2 separate regions of the Homo sapiens genome follow, and region 1 is linked to region 2. The links are chromatin loops, found by intact Hi-C in ENCODE. Cell type or tissue: natural killer cell. All regions are shown on one strand.

What was found. A loop is a pair of places that touch in the nucleus more often than their neighbours do. Peaks named below come from ENCODE experiments on the same cell type or tissue, not always from the same donor. Only the 100,000 strongest peaks of a DNase experiment are listed, where the experiment ranks them.
Region 1: a loop joins it to region 2, with 4 times the contacts of the local background. A loop is called at or near these places in 15 of 110 quality-filtered maps.

What each region holds. Positions count from the first base shown.
Region 1 is chr12:68,534,488-68,542,487 of GRCh38, reverse strand. No RefSeq gene overlaps it. Among named protein-coding and RNA genes, the nearest start is that of RAP1B, 72 kb to the left of the region's middle. RefSeq lists an enhancer at 2,919-3,881. In natural killer cell, no CTCF peak of the experiment used is centred here; DNase peaks (open chromatin) are centred at 3,167 and 6,057; H3K4me3 peaks cover 480 bases; H3K27ac peaks cover 2,893 bases.
Region 2 is chr12:68,360,729-68,368,728 of GRCh38, reverse strand. No RefSeq gene overlaps it. Among named protein-coding and RNA genes, the nearest start is that of MDM1, 32 kb to the right of the region's middle. RefSeq lists enhancers at 2,983-3,504, 3,432-3,691, 3,505-4,027. In natural killer cell, no CTCF peak of the experiment used is centred here; DNase peaks (open chromatin) are centred at 618 and 3,268; H3K4me3 peaks cover 849 bases; H3K27ac peaks cover 6,895 bases.

The DNA.
Region 1 (8,000 bases), 170 kb before region 2:
AAAGTGAACTTCCTTTATGTCTGTGGACCAGACTATCTAACGCCACAAGATTAGAAGTTACTATAATACATGTTACATGGTTAACTTTTAGCAAACTTTACTTTTGTTGAAAACCTTGTAAGTTTGGGATTTCAATTATCCTTTGCTATTAATAAGACCTTGTTTAGTCCAAATTAACTTAGAATTGGTACAGATGGCTTTTTTTTTCCTTTAATTACCTGGGAGGAACCATCTATGGTCCTATCCTGAAGGGAGTTCCTCCTAGGTCTGGTTGGACCTTTGTATGGTAATTAAGATTTAGATCCCCTGTTAGGAAACCTGCTGGGTTAAGGCAATTTTCAGTGGTTAATGTTAAACCATCTTTTTTTTTTTTTTTTTTTTTTTTTTTTTTTTAGGATACTTCTGAACTGGTGAGGTGTGCTTACAATGAGGTTCCTCTAAAAGTTATTTTTTTACTTTCTTCTGTTAGCAAAGCAGTTGCTGCTACAGATTGAATGCATTTGGGCCATCTGTGGGTTACTGGGTTAAGGATTGTTGATAGGAAGGCCTCAGTGCTTTCAGGATATGCCCTGGTTTACACTGACAACAAAGTGGTATTGGAGTGTTATAGGGTTACAGCAAACACCTTTAATTATCAATTATAGGTTTTAAATTTACCTTGGCTTTTAAAGGAATAGGGTACACTTTTTTTTCCTTAACTACTTGTGTCTTTCTGTCTTTCTTTCTTTTCTCTTCTTTCTTTCTTTCTTTTTCTTTCTTTCTTTCTTTCTTTCTCTTTCTTTCTCTTTCTTTTGTTCTTTCTCTCTTTTTGACTTTCCTTTTGCCTCTGTCTCTTCCTCTCTCTCTGCCTCTCTCTCTCTTTCTCTCTTTTCTTGACTCCCTCTTTGTTTCTCTGTCTCTTCCTCTCTCTCTCTTTGCTGGTCTTTCCTTGCCTCTGCTAGCCGCTTATGCTGCTGTTCTCTCAGCCACTGTGGCGGGGCGGTCTAAAACCAGCTGTAACCAAGTGTCTATGTACGGGAACTGGTCTGGGTGCCCTGGCTTACAGGTTACCTTGTGCCATACCTTTGAAACAAGGGACCTATCCAGGCTTCCTTCTGATGGCCAACCCACCTGTAATGCTGGCTAGTCTATCTTACACAAAGTTTTAAGTTTTCCTGGTGTCATAGTACTCCATAGTCTCCCTTAAATCTTTTCTTGAAATTTTTCAACATAGTTCCTAGTGGGGTGGGCTTACTTTGTGCCTGACCCATGCTTCCTTGAGGCAAAACACCAAGTTCACACCACACGCACACCACAAAACAAAGAATGGGTAAAAAGGGTACACACACACTTTTACAGTTTACACCAAACCAGAATCAAAACCAAAATCAGAGTATCAAGCAATCCAAGCCAGGTCAAAACCAAAACCAAAGTATCAAGCAATCCAAGTCAAGTCAAAAACAAAAACCAAAGTGCTGGTACAGGCATGCCGTGGGTTATCAGGCCACGCTTCCACTCCAAAGGAGTGTGCAAGTTCCAAAGACTAGTCTTACCAAGTTTCAGATGTCCGGACACCAAGTGCCAGTTCCTTCCTGGTGTTCAGCCACTGTGTTGATCCTCTGCAGGGGCCTGCCATGCACCACTCTGACTAGGTGTTCCACTGGGGCAATTGCCTACCTGGGAGCGCTCTCAGGATCCACGTCACTCAAGCTGGCTGGGGTCCCCTGCAGGGATGCTCCACAGGGCAGGCCTAAGCCGCCTAAGGGGTTGCCTTGACCTTCTGTTAATCACCTCGCTTCCCAGTCAGGGAACCAAGAAATGTAGCAGGACGAGCCACAGACAAAACCCCTCAGTCACCGAGTTAAAGAAGGAAGGGCTTTATTTGGCCAGGAGCATCGGCAAGACTCACATCTCAAAAACAGAGCTCCCCGAGTGAGCAATTCCTGTCCCTTTTAAGGACTCACAACTCTAAGGGGGTCTGCATGAGAGGGTTGTGATTGATTGAGCAAGCAGGGGGTATGTGACTGGGGGCTGCATGCACCGGTAATTAGAACGGAACATAACAGGACAGGGATTTTCACAGTGCTTTTCTACACAATGTCTGTAATCTATAGATAACATAACCGATTAGGTCAGGGGTCAATCTTTAACTACCAGGCCCAGGGTGTGGCGCAGGGCTGTCTGACTGTGGATTTCATTTCTGCCTTTTAGTTTTTACTTCTTCTTTCTTTGGAGGCAGAAATTGGGCATAAGAAAATATGAGGGGTGGTCTCCTCCCTTAGTAGAAAGGCCTCATAAACTGGGCATTTGCTAAGGAGAACTGCTTTAAAAAGGGTACGGTCATTCAATGCCTGCCTGGGACAAATGGCCCTTTGGTACTGGCTGTAGAAATCATCTAGATGGTGCAGACTGTGCTCTGGAAGAGCATTTTATTGCAGGGACACTGCAAGAATTGACTGTCTTATTAAGAAGCACTGTTATAATAAAATGTGATTTAATTACCAAGCAGGGGTCAAGAAAGGATTGGGGGAGGGATTTAATCATGAAAATACTGGCCCAGATAAATTAATTCTAAGGGTGTTTGTAATAATTAGGCACATATATTTGAATAATAATCACACCCCCAAATTATGTGAAAAGTATACCCCTTTCAATTGCATAAAGTAGTTTACGTGCCCATTATCAACTGAGCCAAGGAATGTGTAATGATATGAAACCTAAGATCTTCATGAAATACTTCCATAAAAAATAACAGACAGCTTTCCCTTTACTTATATTTACTTGCCAATTTCAAAGGAATCAAATTCCATTAAATTATATAAATAAACTGTCCTGAAGGCACTTGCTTCTACTGTTTCAGGAAGCTACCCTATATTTAGAAAATTTCTGTGGCTCCCGATAAATGTATTTCCTTTAGAAAAGCAATTCTCATAACTTAAGTGGATAGAGTAGTCACTGTTTTTAATGAAACTAAGGAATTTGTGATGTCATCTTGTGTGTGCCAGTCCTTCAATTAAGAGGGGAGGACCCGAAAATGCAAAACCCTATGGTTATACCATGCACTTTAAAAGAAATGTATCAAAAGCTCATTATGCATGGTCACAGTTTGCAGCAAAATACAATCCTTTAGAAAGTGAAAGGGACTGCTCTTTTATGTAACTTGGCTCTGGAAGCCTGCGGTGACAAACCACACACATCAACAGCCCCCACTTTGAGCAAACGTGGAAAACCACTTGTTAGCTCCGCCCCTCTAAGTACTCCTCCCTGCGGCTCCATTTTGTTTTTAAACTATTTTATTTTTGGTAAAAGTTAAGTTTACTAAGCTCTAAAATACATGAAATCTCCTGCTGTCTATTCTAACACTGGAAGCTGCTCCAGGATAAAAATTGGTGCATCCCATGTAATAAGGAGGAGGAATGTTATTTTATTAACAGTTGGCACCAGAATTCCTTCAGAAAGGGAAATGTAATTACTCTGAAAAATACCCTGATAAGAGCTTCTAAAGTAGAAGAGATCCCAGGAGGGGCCAGGGTGTGGGCGGAATGTTTCTGAGACAAAGGGAGCAATTTGGCTGTAACTTGCAAGGGCGTCCAGAGGGCCTGGGAGGGGAGGAGCATTGGAGCCAATCAGAGAACATCTTCTCAACGTGACTCTTCCTCTCCATCCTCCCGCACAAGCCTTTGCTAAAATGACTGAGCTGGCTAAGTACTTGATGCAACTAATTTTTTATTTTACTTTATTTTATTTTTTGGTAGAAGCGTGGGTAAGGGTTGGGCTTGTGTCTAGATCAATTGAGTATATCAAGGTTAACATGTATGGACCTAAGACTGGAGGCAAACAGACTCTAAAAATAAACTTGTAGGATTTTTTTTTTTAGAAATTATGGGGAGGCCTCTAGGTGCTCACGGGGACATGTTTTTTGATGTAGTCTTTGGAAGCTCTTTTCTGATTGCCTCTATTTATTTTCTCAGCAAAACAATAAGACTCTCAGCAGCTAGAAGAATAACAAATATGTTGGAAGTTTGAAGAGCAAGAATAAAGTATGAAATAGATATTTTACCAAAAATGCCTTTTACCAAAAGACTTTTGCCAAAAATAAAATAGTTTAGATTTTATTGATATCTTTTAATGAAATCTTTGTGGGAGCTAGAGGGCCTCTGATGGAATCTTGGGTAAACCAGCTAGTTTATGGGCAGAATCACTGCTGTCATGGGTGGGAAGCTACTGTGGATAGTCTTAAGCTGCTTCATGGATGGTTACTTGGAAACAGGACTCTATAAATACAAGATATCATGGTTGCTTTTCCAGTCATTGAACTGGCCAGACTTCAACATAATGTTTTTTAAATTATTAATTTATTATTATTATTCTTTAGAGACAGGGTCTTGCTGTGTTGCCCAGGCTGAAGTGGAGTGGTACGATCATAGCTCAGTGTAATTTCAACCTCAAGGGCTTAAGTGATCCTCCTGCTTCAGCCTCTGAAGTAGCTGGGACCACAGGGTCCACCACCATGTCTGGCTAATGTGAATTTAAGAGGCTAATTGACGGAAAAAAATGATTCTTTAGTAGACTAACAAAGAATTTTGAGATCCTAACCTTACATTTCAACACTAGTTTTTCAAAATTAATTCAAAGTCCCTGAGAATGAAGGATAAATTAAGGGTCAAAATGGTATCTAATATTCCCCAAATGATTCTTCATTAGCCAAGGTTGCTAGAGTGCAAATGAAGGTGAGTCAGCATATTGAACACTTTGCACACGATCATCATATCTATTCTAGGATCAAACCTAGAGGACCACAGTTGAAGCCAATGGACAAAGGGTAGAAATATATTTGATCATGGTTTACAGTGTGTCTTAGGGGTTTCTGGGTACAAAAATAATGGGATATCACCCAAGGCAGGGGTCCACAAACCCCAGGGCATGGTCTGTGGCCTCCTAGGAACTGGGCCGCACAGCAGGAGGTGAGCGGAGAGTGAGGGAGCGTTACTGCCTGAGCTCCGCCTCCTGTCAGATCAGCAGCGGCATTAGATTCTCATAGGAGCCTGAACCCTATTGTGAACTGCGCATGTGAGGGATCTAGATTTCACACTCCTTTTGAGAATCTAACGAATGCCTGATGATCGGAGGTGGAGCAGTTTCATCCCAAAACCATCTCCATCCCCCACTGTCTGTGGAAAAATTGTCTTCCACGAAACCGGGCTCTGGTGCCAAAAAGGCTGGGGACCACTGACCTAAGGAAATGATTCAATATATGTTAGATATTTCCTCCAACTGGAATTTTCTGACCCAAAGTTTCAGATTGCATCTCCCCCTCAAGAGATACTGTCCTTGATCACGCCTTATAAAGTTTTCCCCTGCATGTCACCCTTTGGATTTCTTTCACAACACTTATTATCATCTGAAGTGATCTTGAATATTTTTATTTTTTACTTGTTTGTGGTCTGCCTGCCAACCATTGTGATATGAAGACCAAGAAAACAGGAACCCAGTGTGCCTTATTCATCTCTGTTTCTCAAGCTGTAGGATGCCTGGCACATAATCAGAGCACAATAAGTATTTATTGAATCATTGAATGCATTTCATTCAGCATCTAAGCTGCAGAGATTATCAAAATCCTCATAGGCCACTACAAATATAATGTAGTTACTTTTATAAAGGAAACACGTACTGAGGGATTCTAAGGCTGGTGTTTTGAACTAATTCCTTTTTATTATCAGCCTAATCTTGGATCATGTAAATGATGATCACATTATACCTGTCAGAATACTTTGCAAGAAAAAAATTCACTATTATAGTCTCTCTACACCAAAGTGAATCTAGAGATTCAATTAAACGATAGAATAGTAGAGTTCAGTTTTGATATGGAGAAATGTTTTGATGTTGTATTTTAGTTTGGGTTAATAGCATTATTAGGTTGCATGCTAGGGTAATTAAAAGCATGAGTTCACTTTTGTTTTTAAGAGATGAAGTCTTGCTATGTTGCCCAGGCTGAAGTGCAGTGGCTATTCACAGGCAAAATTATAGTGCACTGCAGCCTCAAACTCCTAGGCTGAAGTGATCTTCCTGTCTCAGCCTTCTAAGTAGCTGGGACTACAGGCTTATGCCACCACACCCAGTTCAACACATTTTTTTTTTTTTTTAATTTAAGAAAAAAATTATGTGGCGGAAGCTAGATAGTAATACCTGTTTACAAGATTTGACAAGATTTAATACTACTTTTGTTTTAAAATTTATTTATTTATTTTTTGTGACGGAGTCTCACTCTGTCACCCAGGCTGGAGTGCAGTGGTGCAATCTCAGCTCACTGCACCCTCCACTTCCTGGGTTCAAGGGATTCTCCTGCCTCAGCCTCCTGAGTAGCTGGAATTACAGGCATGTGCCACCACGCCTGGGCTAATTTTTGTATTTTTAGTAGAGGCGGGGTTTCACCATGTTGGCCAGGCTGGTCTTGAACCCCTGACCTCAAGTGATCTGCCCTCCTTGGCCTCCCAAAGTGCTAGGATTACAGGCGTGAGCCACTGTGCCTGGCCTTAAAATTTATTTGAAAGCATAATTATGAATGGGGAATATATTAATAAATGTGTTCAGGCCGGGTACAGTGGCTCATGCCTGTAACCCCAGCACTTTGGGAGGCTGAGGTGGGAGGATTACCTGAGGTCAGGAGTTCGAGACCAGCCTGGCCAACAGGGTGAAACCCCGTGTCTACTAAAAATACAAAAATTAGCTGGGCAAGGTGTTGTGCGTGTAATCCCAGCTACCTGGGGAAGCTGAGGCAGGAGAATCGCTGGAACCTGGGAGGCAGAGGCTGCAGTGAGCCGAGATCGTGCTGTTGCACTCCAGCCTGGGCGACACGCAAGACTCCCTCTCAAAAAACAAACACACACAAAAATGGTGTTCAAAATGAGAACAAATAACACAAATTTCTTTAGCATCGTATTATGGATAGTTAGGAGAAGTTATTTCAGAACTAATTTAAATGCATTGTTTTGGGAGAATGGAACTTTTTTTCTACTTCATACCATATTGCTTCCATTTTTTTTTTGTTTGATATTACTTGTCTGTTTTTGTTTGTTTTTGTTTTTGTTTTTTTCAGACAGAGTCTTGGTCTGTCACTCAGGCTGGAGGGCAGTGGCGCGACCTCAGCTCATTGTATCCTCCACCTCCCGGGTTCAAGCAATTCTCTTGCCTCAGCCTCCTGAGTAGCTGGGATTACAGACGTGCACCGCCATGCCTGGCTAATTTTTATTTTTATTTTTTGAGACGCAATCTGCTCTGCCGCCCAGGCTGGAGTGTAGTGGTGCGATCCTGATGCACTGCAACCTCCATCTTCTGGGTTCAAGTGATTCTCCTGCCTCAGCCTCCCAAGTAGCTGGGACTACAGACACGTGCCACCACGCCCAGCTAATTTTTTTTAATATTTTTGGTGGAGATGGCATTTCACCATGTTGGCCAGGATGGTCTCAATCTCCTGACTTCGTGACCCGCCCACCTCAGCCTCCCAAAGTGCTGGGATTACAGGTGTGAGCCACCATGCCCGGCTAAGTTTTTTAATTTTAGTAGAGATGAGTTTTCGCCATGTTGGCCAGGCTGGTCTCAAGCTCCTGGCCTCATGTGATCTGCCTGCCTTGGCCTCCTAAAATGCTGGGATTACAGGTGTGAGCCACCGTGCCTGGTCGCTTGTCTGTTATATGTTGTCAAGAGGCCTTGTTTTATAACAAAACTAGACTTGTTAGATATAAAATTATTAATTTTCTTCTAGGTATATTATTTTCTCCATTCTCATATGAGAAAAATTAATTAAAAAAGTACTTTTGTTAGTACTCTTGTACTGCTGAATGAAACTGAGTGCATAAAAGAAAGTTACAAAATTATTTTAAAATTTCATTTCTGGAATTGGTGTGTGCATATTTATTATGGGTGGAATAAAGGAAAAAGTATTTTCAGATGTTTACTTATACACAAATTTTTTTTTCTTCAAAAAATAACAGTAGGCAAGATGCGGTGGCTCACGTCTGTAA
Region 2 (8,000 bases):
AATAATATAAAGGATCCAACCTTTGGGGGTATCTGAAGAGGGGAGGCAGAGAATGCCTTAGGGGGGTGGGGAGCAGGTGGAGCAATCAATGGGAGGGTGAGGTGTATGTGTGAGGGGAAGGAAGTCAAAGCAGGGACTGAAGAGAAGACAAACTTCTCCAATTGCTGATGTTGCCACGTGGTCCTGTATGTTACAGAAAGGAATCTTCCTGACAGTCTTTTCTGTTTGAGAGCACCACACCCATTCCTTTGGGAATATGAGTTTTCTCCACTTATTTCCTGCCCTAGGAGTTTCATGAATTGGCTTGCCAAGGACAGGGGTCAAACTATCTCTGACAGCAATTAATTGCTTAGTGGCTTATGGAGTAAGCGGCTTACTTCAGGCAGATGGGACAGCAGTGGAAATTTGAATTCTGCTTCATGGCGGTCATGTGGATACTTCATTTTTCTTGGGCATTGAACCTGTGTACAACCGCAGAGAAGGGAACAGCAAAGGGTGAAAAGATGCTAAAGCCAATTGAGCAATCTGTTCTTTGCAGGCTTGGGAGTCCTTAAAAAAAGCTACTTCAGAATAGGTCAAATGGAGGGGTGGCAGGCAGTTCATGGTTGCTATGGTGACCAACAAACATGTTTGGCTTCTAGAGGTCCTGCCCCTGAAGAGGATGATGGCTTTTGTTATGAAATTTGTGAATGTCCCTTCATCTGTGTCTTCACTATTTATTTTCAAAGTTGTCAATAGTAACGGACTATGCATCACTTGTGGCCCATCTCTGTCCAGGTTTGGTGCTATCCTTGGCCCCTACATTTACCTCTGCTGGGATGTGAGGTTCTGACCTCTTTCAGAGCCTGCAGAGGTTTATGGGAACCACAGAAAAGCACAGGGGAGTGTGGCCATGAGGAGACCAGGGCTCTGCTGTGTGACTTTAACTGTTGTGGCCCTCAATTCTATTAAAAGGGGGGTAAAAATATCTGCTCTTATTAGGAAAAATGGCTAATGCATGCTGGGCTTAATACCTAGGTAATGGGTTGATAGGTGCAGCCAACCACCATTGTACACATTTACCTATGTAACAAACCTGCACATCCTGCACATGTACCCCAGATCTTAAAGTAAAAATAAAAATTAAAAAAATACCTGCTCTTCCTACCTTCTGAGGTTTTGTGAAGGTATATGAGATTTTAGATGTAAAAGTAACTTGAAAATATTGAGTGCATTATATTCTTTTATAAAGGAGCATAAAAATTTAACTCCACAATCCTGAGATAGAATGCTTATTACAGATGGTAAATATGTAAGTGTCAACCCTAATTGAATGATAGTGGCTGTCTCTGTGTTGAGAAGGATATGAGGCTGCATCCAGGCTCAGCTGGCAATGGTGCCAGTCATTTAGTGATGTCAGTTATGTGTATACGAGGCAGAAGTGGCATCACAAGTGCCATGTATTTGCTGTCTTGGTTTAGGACATTCTTCCTTGCTTCTTGCTGCTGCCTTTGGAGGTTGGGAACTCATTACTGCTCTGTAGCTTGCTTGGTATTGGTTTGTCAGGGCTGATTCATGGAAGCTAAACTCCTACCCTGTCAACCTGAAACCTGTAATTTTGTTTTTTCAAAACAACATTTTGATTTCTTACTGGTAAAAGTGAAATGTGTTTATTGTTAGAAATGTGACAAATAGTAGAGAAGCAGACAGAATAAAATAAGAACAGCCCATAATCTCATCATTCCTGGATAACTTTTAACATTTTGTTTATAGGTTTCATGCCTTCTGATGTAATTTATTTTATAAAAGGATCATTAGTTGCTTTATGGAGAACAGATTGTAGGCGGGCAGTGTGAATTCAGGGAGACTAACGGGGAGGCTCTCATAGAAGTCTGGGGGAGAGATGCTGGTGGCAGAGGAGTGGGCAGTGCTGATGAGGAGAGGGGCTGGATTTGGTGCATATTTTGAACATAGAGACAACAGGACTTGCTACTAATGGGTTGGATGTAAGGTATGAGAGAAGAAGGAAGGCATCAAGCATATGATGCCCTGGTTTCTAGTCCCATCTCTTGTGAAATGATGATCCATTTACTGAGATGGGAAACAATGAGACGGAAGCAGGTGTGTGTGTGTGTGTGAGGGGGAGGAGACAGCAATGGAAATCAAAAGTTCCATTTTGGATATAAGAAGGCCAAGTAAGAATTTCACACCTGAGTGAGGATTTCTAGTCGGGAGCTTAGGGGAAGAGGACAGGCAGGGAGATTTTATCTGGCGGATTATCAGCATAGAGAGGATGTAGGGGAGATGGTCTCAGGAGTGACATGTAGATGGCCAGGAGGTCTGAGGACAGAGGTTGAGCCCTCTAATATGGATTGGTTGGGAAGAGGAGAAGGATGCAATATGGGAGAACAAAGGAGCAGCCAGTGGACTAGGAAGAAAACTAGGAAAGAATGCAGTGATTGGAAACCAAGGGCAGAGGGTAGTTCAAGAGAAAGGAAGTGCTCCTTCTCTCTATGTACACAGAAACACTCACATGCATAGATACATATGCACACACATATTTTTATGTGAGACTATGCCCATTTTTATATAAATGTAGGGCTTTTCATTTATTATGGTGACTTTTTTATCCCCTTAAAAACCTTCCAAAAGATTATTTTGAATGGCTTTAAAGTAGTCTATACTTGTAGCTGTAACCTTAGAAGGAACAACCTTGTATATACATTTTATGTTTCTTTAAATTCTTGAAGTGGAATTACTGTGGATATGAAAACCTTTAAGGCTTTTGATATCTGTTGTCAAATTGCCTTTCAGAGAGGTTGTACCAAGGTTGTACACTCCACCAGCAGTCAACTGAAACCAAGCATTTGGCAAGCATTATTAGCATTAAAATTATATATATATGTGTGTGTGTATATATATATATAAAATTTTTAAATATATGTATAAAGATAATTGCACACACACATAAACACATATATATGGATATATATGTGTCTATATATGCCTGTGTATGTATATGTGTGTGTGCAATGCTATCTAGTTTTCTCCACTTGCATGACTTGGTTACTGGAGGTTGAACAAGTTTCAACATAAGGCTTCTTGTGTGCGGTCTGAGTGGTGAGCAAGTTGATCTGGCACCCACACCCCCTTAAGTATGAAAAAAATGAGTGTAAACATCCCCCAAGTCAGCCATTCAGGGCATGAGGGCTGCGGAGGAGGAGGAAAGCTGGTTCTGAGCTAGTTTCTCGGTGGGGGTGGAGTAGATCTTTGTCAGCAGTGAAGGAGCCGGTGTGGTTCCCACAGCTTGCAGTGCCTCCTCCCTTCCCGGCCAGACTTCCTGTGGGCCCAGCCTGGGAAAGGGCGTGGTCACCAAGAGGCAGAAGCAGCCCTCCTCAGCTGCACCAGCCCCGATGTGTTAGGTGGTGAAGTCTCTGTTGCCCTGTGAACCGCAGCCCACGTTGCCCAATTCAGCAACAAACACGAGCCATGGGGCCCAGGCCGACTGCCCCACATACAGTGTCCTTTCCTGCCTGGGTGGAGCCTTCTCGGTCTGAGAGGCCGGTCCTCTGCAGAGAGACCTTCGGAATCCTCCCTACGGCCTGGCTGGGCCTCTGTCCAGCTGAAGCGGAAAGACCCGGTGTGCTGTGAAACTGCAGCAGGGCAGCATCCGTCTGTTGGTCTGCGGCGTCGCAAAGGGCGATTGCACCACGTTGTTAGGCTGTGGATGTGGAAATCGACAATACTGAGGCGATAGAAATCTTAAAAGAATGTATGGGACATAAAGATAAGCCAAAAATGGGGATTGTGGCAATCTTGTGTGTAACATTTCTCATTTCATAACTGTGCCAGTCGCAATGTAACTCAAAGGAAAAAAGAAAGCACCACAACCCTTTGCTTTCTGGGTAGCACAGACACCTGTAATATTTTCTATGGTCGCCAAGGACGAATTCCTGACAGAGTGCAATTAGCACAGGTTCAGAGGCCTCAAGTCCAAAGGAAAGGATTCTGTGAGAAGTTAAAACTGCAAGATGAAAAATTTTCAGTAGAAATGGCGCTGATATTGAGTTTCTTCAGATGTTTTTCTTTTTGTATTTATAAAATATTTCCATTGTAAAGCATTCAATTAATGAAGAATGGTGTAAAGTAAAAGCTAGTCTTCTCTCAAGTCCCTCAAACCTCACTCCCACTTGCTAACAGTTTGGTACGTGTTTTCCAGTGCTTTTATTATGCAATTATGAACATTTATATGAGTATAGTACATAGCTCATGTATAGTCCGTTTATCAAGCTGCTAGCATGCAGTTAGTGTTCAATAATATATACCCACACATACAATTTAAAAACTGAAAATGAGATTATACTATGCAAATTCTGCAACTTGTTTTAAGTTTTATTTAAATGCAATTTCTCTTTGTCTTTTTGGCAGGTAGTTTAGTTTCATCTTTGCTTTATAAAGACAAAAAATCAAAAACTTTTTCCAGCCAAGGACTACCAGGTAGATGAATTTATTCGACTATTATTTGTTGCATGCCAAAGATGCATCAGGCATTGCTCAAGGAGCTGGGAATGAGTGAAATAACAATCCTCACCCTCATGGAACTGACATTTTGGTAGAGGGAAGCAGGCAATAAACATGTTTAATAAGTGGATTGTCAGATGTTGATAGCAGAGCAGATAGCAGAGCATGTTGGGGATGGTTAGGGAAGGTCTCCCTGAAAAAGTGACACTTGAGCCAAGGTCTAGAGATGGAAAGGGTAATGCCACAGGGATATCTGAGGAAGGGCGTGTCAGGGAAAACAAACAGAATGTACAAGAGCCCTGAGGAGGGAGATAGATGACTTCCTCAGAAACAGTAAACAGGCAATGTGGCTGGGTAATGGTGAGAGAAGGGAGGACAGATGGGGTGGTTGGAAAGGACCGGTGGGGCCTTGCAGGGGATTTGGAGGTCCTGGGCTTTTACTCTGAGGGGGATAGCCTGTTCCTGGGGGCATGGAGCAGAGCAGCCTCATGATGTGATGCATGTTATCACATGAGCACCCCGGCTGCTGTGGAGAGTAGACTCTCTCAGGCAAGGGCAGAGGTAGGGATGCCAACTGGGAGGCCACGGTGGCGATGAAGCAGGGGAGTGACAGTGAACATTGGGATGGGGTGTTGGCAGTACAGGTGGGGACGCTGTTGGATTCTGGGTACACTTACAAGGTAGAGACAACAGGATTTGCTGATGGATCAGATGTGGGATATGAGACAAAGTGCAAAGCCGAAGATGACTATGAGGACCTAGTAACGCATGGAGTGTTCCTAATGAGAACTTTATTCATTAGTCAAGGCAAGAAACAAACAACACGAGAGTATGGATGACAACAGACATCAGAACATGGAGATCTGGAGGGCCATTATAGACCCTCTTTTCCTCTCTTTTTGCCTCCACAATATCATGTGCTATGCCACATGTGTGTCTCCTCCATATCAGCACCTCTCAGTCCTCACCCTGAGAAACCCCTAATGGGAGAGGAGTACAAACTATGAATCCCAGCCGTCTGGGCCAGAGCTCATGGGGCCCATTACAAGCATGGCATTACATTAATACCTTGTACTAACAAAATCCATGTTAATGCTGGATTCTACTCCAAAATATCTATATGTTCATTTTAATATATTCATTACCTATAATTAAGTAAAATTGTTGGTCTTGTATGATGGGCCACTGACATACACCAAGAATCCCTGAGAAGATATAAGGCTTGGAGATGTTTGGCCCATGCCTTTCCTATTGTATGTGCAGGAATACTGCCTCCCAAGAAGAGCCCACTTATTCATGGGTTGGCTGGTCCCTAAAGCACCTCTGCACTTCCAGGACCATGCTGTATACCTGTACTGAGATGAGCAGGTAACCAGATCAGGCACAACACAGAATGGTCGTCTCACCAGCTTGGGCTCTTCCATCTCTACACTGTAGTACAGGCACTTTCTTACAGATGGAAATAGATTTTTCTTCCTTCCTTTTACCTTATAACATTCTACTCATCCTTGGGTTTTTAACCTGTTTAAAAGCTTTTCTCAAATTTCACATCCTGTTCATGATGCCTTATGCTACCATTCAAAGTGATAACTTGTTTCAATTAATCCTTAGAGCACTTATTTTCTACGGGGATCGTGGTATATATTGGGAAGACAAAGCTTGAGTCAGAAGAGCAGGGCCTTGGAATCAGGCTTACTTTAATTTAAACGCAAGCCCTGCCATGATCATCTGTGTGATTTTAGGCAACTTTCTTCACCTCCAAGTCTATAAAATGGAATTCAAAGTGGAACTGGAAGGATGATTAAGTGAAATGGACATGTGAAGCACCTAGCACAGTGCACAGCCATTTGATAAATATTATTGCCTCTTCCCCCTTAACCTCTTAATTTGGTACTTTTAGTATTCTACTTGTATGGTTCCATGTTTTGAATTTTTATGTGTTTTAGTTCTCTAACTAGACAATAAACTCTTAGAGTTTAGAAACCACATTTTATATTTCTTGACATCCCTGAAACATCCATCACAGTACCTTGAATGTGGGAGATGATTTATAAATGTTTGCTGATTGATTTATGGATTTTTTTTTGGCAAGTTTAAACCTGAAGGACATACTACTCTCTGGAGTTGAGAACATAGCAATGAGCCTCAAAGAAGAAAATGAGCCTCAGTGTTCATGGAGGAAGGTCATTGCTTAGCACCTTGGGAAGACATGCAGCTGATGGATGAGGAGGATGCTGGATGGCTATGCTGAGTTGGCTTTAGACTCTGCTCACCAGCTTTGGAAATGGTTACCCAGAAAGATGACAATATCCTGATAACCCCTCCATGACCAAATTCTTTAGCAAAGCATTTCAACAGGCCATCACCGTGGCATGTGGACTGATGGGTTGCACAGCTGTTATTATGTGCTTACAAGGGAAATTAGGAGTAATTAATGGACTGGGATCAATAACAGTATTATATTGTAGTGAATGATTTAATTTTCTAAGTGAAGAGGTAAGCACAGATATTTCACATCATTAAAATAGATGTGAATCAGCATAGCAGGTTTGAAGAAACTACTCCATTTTTTGTTGTATATAAAAGTTTAAATTTTTAACTTCTATTTACTTTTTGAAAAGGTAACGCATGCATAAGGTAACTTGAACAGTTCAAAGTAGTATTAAATAATTGCTCCCCAGAGACAATCACTATTGCTAGTGTATTGAGTGTTCTTCCAGAGGTGCCCTATGTATTTGTGTGTGTGTGTCCCTTAGCTGGAAGTAGTTTCGAGAATCCAAGAACTTCCTGTTGGTCTGCTATATCTGTTTGGTTCATCCGTATATCTCTGGTTGTTACCCCAGAGACCAGACCATACAGCCCAAAATTTATGGTCAATAATTATATATTGATTGAGTAGATCTATTTTAGTCAGTGACTGATTTAATCTGTTTTAGCAGTTTTTAGAAAATGATCGGCATTTGCTTGATACATCTTTATTGTGAATTAACAAGACATATAATTTGACATGTCTAGATAATAGAGCATCTTCATGAATTCTAATGTATTGGTACAATAATTTTAAACCACTGGTACAGAAGCTGCCTCTCTGAATATTCTTCACTGACTGGAGGGAACTCTTTGGAAAATATGTGCCATCTGAGTTTAAATAAGAATGGGTTAAGAAACAAAAAAACAAGATTAAAAATATGTCAGAATACACATGCAAATTGGTGCAGTTATTGAAAGTTGCTAGTTGGGAGGCTACATATTTTAAAAATTGCCTCCTTAGGTTTACAAGCCACATATTACTGTGGCTGCTGCCACTTCTACTATTATTGCTGTTGCCACTACTAACATTATTACTATTTATTTGGCATTTGCCCCTATACAGTACCGTGTATACTTACTTACCACGTATACTTACAGTACCATGTAAGTATTTTGTATGCATTATGTCATTTAATCTCGTAGCAACATTATCAGGTAGGTATTATTATCATTTGCATTTTATAGATGAG